Linked DNA regions of Homo sapiens: region 1 is linked to region 2. A link is an interaction called in ENCODE POLR2A ChIA-PET data of the cell type or tissue named here. Cell type or tissue: A673. All regions are shown on one strand.

Region 1 (4,000 bases), 290 kb before region 2:
AGTATAAATTCAAAGGATGAAAAGAAACATGAGTAAATTTATGCAATAAATTGGACAACATAGACAAAATGAAAATCATCCTTGAAAGGCACAAATTATCAATATTGAAGAAAGGAGTACCAAATCTGAATAGTCATTAAATGCATAATTTATAGTCTCTCCTCAAAGAAAACTCCAGACCTGGATGCATTCAGTGATGGATTCTGTCAAACACTAAGGAAGAAACAGCACCAGTCCCAAGTGAGCTCTTCCAGAAAACAGAAAAGAAAAACCTTCCATCTTATTCTATGTGTCCAGCATCACCACGATTATGATGAGGGGAAAATCACACAACGTTAACTTTTAAAAATATCATGAATATAGATGCCAATGTTTATAAATTATTAGCAAATTGAATCTAGATACATATGTATACAAAGACATAGACACATGCCTATACATATATATATATATATATATATATATATATATATATATATATATACATGTCTGTGTATATCTGTGTGTGCACGTGTGTATATTCATTCCCAGGAATGTCAGGTGGATTTAGAAAATTGATCAATGTAACACCCTATATTAACAGAATATAGAAGAAAGTCAATAAATTCGACACAGGCATCTGACAATATTCATTATTCACTGACAGAAACAAACCTGAAAATGCAGATTGAAGAAGGAATAACATTTTTATGTGAAGGTGACATGAGCAGAATATCCTACGGAATCTGAATGATCTCAGCAAGACCACAAAGGTAACTGTATTTCTAAATACTAACAATGAACCAATGGGAAATTTAATTATCAATATTTACAGTAGCATGAAAAAAGCATGAAATACTTAGGGATAATTTTTTGAAATAGTGTAAGATCTGTATACTTAGAATCATAAAATACTACTAAGAAAAATATGAAACGAAAGCCCTAAATAAATGGAATGATAGAGGAAATTCGTGAAGTAGAAGAAACAATATTTTTAGCACAACAATTCTGCCCGACAAGACTTATACAATCAATGCCATCCCAATACAAATCCCAGCAGGATTTTTTTTTCTAAATAGAAATATGTAAGTGATTCTAACATTTATAGGACAACGCAAAGGATCTAGAATAATGAGAATAATTTTGAAAAAGAACAAATTGGAGGTTGATGGTTGCATAGGTATAAAATAGTCAATACTCATTACACTGTACTGAAAAGAATTGCATTTATTGTATTGATATCATGTCTCAATACAATGATTTTAAAAGGAAAAGCACTCCCTTCACTATGTAGCTGTGATAATGGCCTGTTTGGGGAACAGCCCCTCTCTTTGTGCATGTGACATTTCCAAAGCTGAGACAGTCCCTGGGGAAGGGAAGGACCCAGTGATTCCTCTCTGGTTTTCATATGAGATTCTGCTGGCATTATTAGCATAAAATTCAATGTTCTGGATTAGGGAATGGGGAAATTAATGCGATTTGCATTTCACAGAAAAATTTCTGTGACATGTGGCAGCGATGATAATTCCCATGCAGTCCGTGGGAGCAAGGGCAGCCTCAGGCATGACAGAGTCTCAGGGACAGCACTTGCAGCTCCTCAGCCACCGGGCCGTGGTCCCCAAGAAGAGGCAGCTGCTGGGTTTGACGCTTGCTCATTCCGAAAGTTGCGCCACACTTAAAGGTTCGTTTTGGAGTCGGGGGGATTTCTGAATCCAAGCAGGTGGAGACATCTGGCCCATCAGACAGGATGGCCAGCAGCCGCCCCAGGGAAGGTGTCCCGGCCGTCAGCCCCTGCTGTAGCAGCCTCACTTTGCAGGACACCCAGAGGTTCCTGAGCATGAGTCTGGAAATCTCACGGAAAAGGCACACATTTGGAAGCAGGTCCTGCGCACTGATAGTGGGATGCCTGATTCAGCGGAGAGAGAAGAAGCCTTTGGCAACTGACCAACACGTGTGTCGATTCATTCATTTGCTTAAGTCTTGAAAACACATCATATGCCAGGCACTGTACAAGATGCTTGGAATGTAATAGAAGGAAGGAAGGAAGGAAGGAAGGAAGGAAGGAAGGAAGGAAGGAAGGAAGGAAGGAAGGAAGGAAATCCCTACCTTCATTGAGCTAATATTCTAGCAGAAGACAAGCAAGACAAACAAGAAATAAGTAAATTATCACGTGTATATTTGGGTAGGAAGCACATGCTAAACCCGCTGGGCTGGAGGCTGCTCTGTCTACTGCCCACCTGGTGTTTCCCTTCCCCCTTCCTCCCCGCTGGATGAACCTGGCTTTTGCCCTGCTCTGGATGTGAGCCCTTTGCGGGGAGGGTCTCTAGGGCTCCATCAGTGAAGGGGCTCAGGGAATGTTTACCCTGCGTTGCTGGAGGAGGAAGCGATGGGGGGGATGGGGATGGAGCATCAGGTTCCAGATCTCAGAGCACCCAGGACTGAGCTCTGGGTATCCCTGCCATGGAAGGCAGGAGGGAGGAAGTGATGGGGGTGGAGCATTAGGTTCCAGATCTCAGAGCACCTGGGACTGAGCTCCAGGTGTCCCTGTCATGGGGAGGCAGGAGGGACAGGGGCCTGACTTGTGCCCCATGGCCGTGGTGGCACACACTGTCTCAGATGCCTGGAGGCTCATGTTAATTTCCCCAGTGCCCTACAAGAACAGCCATGTTCCTCAGTGAGACGAACAAGGTGGACCTGGGCAAAGCCAGGGACGAGACCACAGAAGCCCCGCGGCTGCTTCTCGGAGCCAGGGGAGGGGCCGGACCAGCCTAGCCTCCTGGACTTTATCAGGTCCTGAGCTCTATAGAGGCTGAAGCTGTGGCTTTGGAGCCTTTGTTGTGTGTTATGTTTCTGCTGTGGGGACCTCCAGGGCTCTTCAGACCAGGAAGAGCCTGAGGCCCCCAGGGAGCAGGTGCATGTGCACATACAGGGGTGAGGAAGCCACGTAGGGCCAGAGAGGCAGAGGAGGGTGAACTCTGGCCTTCCCAGTAGCATCCAGGGAGGAAGCTGGGAGGGGCAGCAGGGTGGTGGGTGGGGGACAGGAGGACTCGGCCTCACAGGAGCCCAAGAGGGACAGGACTCGCAGTGGGGAGGCTGGCTGGGGGTGTGTAGAGACCCAGCGGGGAACCAGACCAGAGCTGCTTCCTGGGGTGTTGGGGTGGATGCCCAGATGGGGAGGCAGGGGGATGGCCACCTCTTAGAGTTTTGGTAAATGTGTGCCAAATAAGAAAATGAACAGCGGGGCGGGCATCAGTTCACCACCTCCATCACTCCTCAGACTCCAGTGTTCAACCTGGCCCTCCCTTCTGAGCACCTCGTGCTTCCCTGGAGCCCTGCTCCCAGCTGCAGAGCCAGAGGATGTGCTGCCAGGGAGAAGCTCGCACGCTGCTCAGAATAGGACACCCCCAGATGGATCTCAGGTCCCTAGAGAGACAGCTGGGGGCTGCAGACTGGCTCGGCCCCGGGAGGGCACCAGCTCGCCCCCTCACACTAAGAACCCAGGGTGAGACTGCATCTTTAAAAATAAAAGCCACATCTTGACAAAACAACACCAGTGCATGGACCCTTGAGAGCCGTTTAATCCACACCAGCAGGAAGCCCCCGGCACAGGGTGTGTGCTCCCGCTGCTGCTGGAGGAAGATCATGCAGACACACGGGCGATGTGGAGGTGCCACGGCCCCCTGATTCCGGGGGCACGCCATTATGATGGAAATTTTGGCTGAAATGATGGTAATAGGTGACCCCTCTACAATATTAGAGACAGTTAAACCATCTGTTTTTCCATCTCAAGTACACATTCGATTTTATATGCATACCTGCATGGAAAAATGACTTCCAACAAAAGAGCGTTTTCATTATGTCAACTGGCTTCTGGGCGCACATTTTGGACGGTCATTCAAAACACATTGGCAAATTTCCCCTGAAGGAAAATGTGCCGCTTGGTGGCTCCAGCTGCTCAGGCGAGGAGGAGCCGACCTTCAGGGCCTGCCTCAGGTGCCTCAGCCTAGAGTCCCAGCCCCTG
Region 2 (4,000 bases):
TTTTGTGTGTGGTGTGTGTGGGATGTGGCGTGTGTATATTTTGTGTGTGATGTGAGGCATGTGTGTGGTGTGTGGTGTATTTTGTGTGTGGTTTGTGTATGGTGTATTTCGTGTGTGGGGTGTGGTGTGTGTATATTTGGTGTGTGGTGTGTGTGCGTGATGTGTGGTGTGTGTGGTGTATTTTGTATGTGGTGTGTGGTATGTGTATATTTTGTGTTTGGTTGCACTGTGTGGTGTGTGGTGTATTTTGTATGTGGTGTGTGGTATGTGTATATTTTGTGTGCGGTGGGTACTGTGTGTGTGGTGTGTGTGTGGCGTATTTTGTGTGTGGTGTGTGGTGTATTTTGTATGTGGTGTGTGGTATGTGTATATTTTGTGTTTGGTGTGCACTGGTGTGCGTATTTTGTGTATAGTGTGTGGTGTGTGTGTGGTGTGTGGTGTATTTTGTGTGTGGTGTGTGGTGTGTGTATAGTGTGTGGTGTGTGTGCGGTGTGTGGTGTATTTTGTATGTGGTGTGTGGTATGTGTATATTTTGTGTTTGGAGTGCACTGTGTGTGTGGTGTGTGGTATATTTTGTGTGTGGTGTGTGGTGTGTGTGTGGCGTGTGATGTGTGTGTGGCGTGTGGTGTATTTTGTGTGTGGGGTGTGTGGTGTATTTTGTGTGTGGTGTACTTTGTGTGCGGTGTGTGTGGTGTATTTTGCATGTGGTGTGTGGTGTATTTTGTGTGTGGTTTATTTTGTGTGTGGTGTATTTTGTGTGTGGTGTGTGGTGTGTGTGTGGCATGTGGTGTATTTCGTGTGTGGCGTGTGTGGTGTATTTTGTGTGTGGTGTACTTTGTGTGCAGTGTGTGTGGTGTATTTTGCGTGTGGTGTGTGTGGTGTATTTTGTGTGTGGTTTATTGTGTGTGGTGTGTGGTGTATTTCATGTGTGGTGTATTTTGTGTGTGGTGTGTGTGGTGTATTTTGTGTGTGGTGTGTACTGTATTTTGTGTGTGGTGTATTTTGAGTGTAGTGTGTGGTGTATTTTGTGTGTGGTGTGTGGTGTATTTCGTGTGTGGTGTATTTTGTGTGTGGTGTGTGTGGTATATTTTGTGTGTGGTGTGTGGTGTATTTTGTGTGTGGCGTGTGGTGTATTTTGTGTGTGGTATGTGGCGTATTTTGTGTGTGGTGTATTTTGTGTGTGGTATGTGGTGTATTTTGTGTGTGGTGTATTTTGTGTGTAGTGTATTTTGTGTGTGGTGTGTGGTGTATTTTGTGTGTGGTGTATTTTGTGTGTGGTATGTGGTGTATTTTGTGTGTGGTATGTGGTGTATTTTGTGTGTGGTGTATTTTGTGTGTGGTATGTGGTGTATTTTGTGTGTGGTACGTGGTGTATTTTGTGTGTGGTGTATTTTGTGTGTGGTATGTGGTGTATTTTGCGTGTGGGGTGTGTATGTGGTGTGCAGCATATGGTGTGTAGTGTGTGCAGTATGTGGGGTGTATGGTATGCGTTGTGTTTTTTGTGTGGTGTGGGTGTGTGCATCGTGTAGTGTGTGGTGTGTCTCTGTTGGGGGGCACCGCAGTGCGTGTCTCTGGGAGAGGTGGGCTCACACACAGAGCCCAGGTAAAAGGAGAACGAGGAAAGGGCCGCCTGCCCCGACAGGCAGGTCAGGGCTCCCACAGTACAAAGGCTACCGGGTCCCATGGTTGGTCTCAAAGGAGCCCTGTCCACTCACTGGGTGCGTGTGTGAGCGAACAGTCCCATGTTCCACGCAGACCCACAGCTGCGTGCTTCGCTCCATGTTTTCTGTCTGCTCAGATCGCAGTGCAGCCACAAAACTATGTGTCTCTGCGTAAATAAGGTGAGGATGCCTCCCTCCCCTCTCCAGGAACACAGGAACACCACTGCCTGCGTGCGCTGCTCCCTAACGAAGGGGCTGTATTTTAAATGAGGTTTATAATGCATGATCCTGTAGTTTATGTTTAAGAAGATCACACACAATGATATGAACACCTATGAGCATTTAGTTATGCATAAGCAGGCACGTGTACACACACACATATGCACACACATGAACATGTCAGCAGTGAACCCTTCCAAGAAGGTTGCCCCCGAACCCGGCCTTCTCCAGGCCCAGGGGCTCTTGGGCTGTGTCTGCAGCCAGCACTCTACTGAGCACGGACACGGCCTCGCCAGTGGCCCCTCTCCTACAGCTCCGCGCGCCCAGAGACGGGCAAAAACCACCCACCTCCAGACCACCGAGTGGGGAATAAAACCATTCTCCGCACGGCTTTCTCGCACTGTGCTCAGCACGGCAGCAACATGGGAGACTGATGAGTTTCCACAGATGCCGGCGGCAAGATCAGCCGCAATCCAATCCTCCCGAGTGTGCAGTGGGAGGGACCCCCAGCTGGCCCCGTCCGTCCACTGCCAGCCTGGCCCTCGGCAGGGACTGGCTCGGCCCTTGCAGGGAGGCCTGGGAGGCTGGGACTCCTGTGCCCAGCAAGGCTGTGATGAGCCACCTTGTGTCTGGAAGTCACCTCCATTTCCAGTCCTTTTATATTCTAACTTTTACAGTTGTCAGAGACACAGCAGATGAGAATCCCATTACGGTGAGTGTGGGTTTTATTTAGATTCTGTGTCACACAAGAAATGATAGTAAATGATGATAAAAGAGTTGGTTATTTTTAACGCCTTTTCATTTCCACCCCTCCCAGCAGCCATTCACACCTACCTGGCCTTGCAAACAGCGTCTGCTGGAGGGTCAGGGAGAGGCAGGCTGAGGGACACCTGCCATGTGGGGCTGGCACTGCGATGCCCCTGCGCTCTGTCTGCCTGCACACCTCATCAGGGCCATAAAAACAATGCACCCAGGAAGTGGGCTAGGGAAGCCCCTGGGGCCCCTAGACAAAGCCCAGCACCCCTCCACACGCAGTCTGAGACTCAGGGAGAAATGAGCAGCCAGCTCCAAGCTCGGAGCCTGGCGGCCGGGGCAGCCCCATGCCAAGACTGGGTGCAGGGGTGCAGGCACAGCTGGCCGTAAGCATTGAGAACACAGAGCTGCCGAACTCCCTCCTCCTTCCACACACACCGCGTGCAGTGAGTTCCTCCTCCACCGTTAGACACTCAGAATGGAGCCCGGTGCAGCCTCGAGCCCTCACCAAGAACAGCCTTGCTGCTCTGGGAAACCTCAAGGGCATCTACCAAGCCCTCACCCAACCCATCATGGACCATCCACAGCCCTAGCTCTATGCCTCTGGGACAGAATGGCTGTACGCATTCAGCAAATATTTTTGATGGAGTCTTAGGGCCGGGAACTGTGCTGTGTCTCCTAAGAAGTTCTCTATCCATTTCTTAAAAAATAAACTGATCCATCTAACAGATAGACGAACACTCTGCATTGGCTGCTAATCTTGTAAAGACAGCATCAATTAATGATGACTGCGCGGAGCCATAACCATTCATACACCATCAATTGCCTTCACGGAGCTGAGCATGCCCCTTGTTACGGGCCACATGGGTTTGCAGGAGGACGCCTCATTTCCGAAAGAGCCAGCTAACTAAATCAATGGAAGTTGAATCCGTTGACTCAATCAACAGTCTGCCCTCCGAGCAGCTGCTCAAAGACAGGCACGCCACAGCGGTTCTGAAAGCGCTTCTGGAATCGAGGCCCGGGTACACCGTGCCGCGGCCGCTGGACGCAAAGTTCTCAATATTAACCTGCAAAAGAGGCTTTTGCACAGCACGTTCAAGCCGTCGAATGCACTCCCCTGCCACCAAAAGGATTTACCGAGATAGAGTTGAACCTCAAACCCACATTTAAAGGAAAGAGGCACTGGGTTCTCCCTCCCATTCAGAAAGGATCGGGCCGAATGATTTCCCGGCTTTCTCATGTCCCTTTGGGTGCCAAAGCCCAGAAACCTCTCTGCCGCTGTGGCCTGCCTGGGTGGCCCAGGCTTGCCGCATTCCTTCCTCTTTGAAGTATTTTCCTATCCTTCTGTTTACATTAAGCTTCCACAC

The links. Peaks named below come from ENCODE experiments on the same cell type or tissue, not always from the same donor. Only the 100,000 strongest peaks of a DNase experiment are listed, where the experiment ranks them.
Region 1: POLR2A ChIA-PET joins it to region 2 with 5 read pairs; 2 of 35 experiments call an interaction of 5 or more read pairs at or near these places.

Annotation. Positions count from the first base shown.
Region 1 is chr22:48,870,722-48,874,721 of GRCh38, reverse strand. The region is part of intron 1 of LINC01310 (long intergenic non-protein coding RNA 1310); the gene reads right to left. Among named protein-coding and RNA genes, the nearest start is that of LINC01310, 6.0 kb to the right of the region's middle. RefSeq lists an enhancer at 2,239-2,739. In A673, a CTCF peak has its summit at 3,889; DNase peaks (open chromatin) are centred at 1,561, 1,921, 2,241, 3,391 and 2 weaker places; H3K4me3 peaks cover 328 bases; H3K27ac peaks cover 3,922 bases.
Region 2 is chr22:48,579,730-48,583,729 of GRCh38, reverse strand. The region is part of intron 1 of TAFA5 (TAFA chemokine like family member 5); the gene reads right to left. All of the region lies in intron 1 of LOC124900480 (a long non-coding RNA gene), which reads right to left. Among named protein-coding and RNA genes, the nearest start is that of TAFA5, 92 kb to the right of the region's middle. In A673, no CTCF peak of the experiment used is centred here; DNase peaks (open chromatin) are centred at 1,799 and 3,089; H3K4me3 peaks cover 2,150 bases; H3K27ac peaks cover 2,555 bases.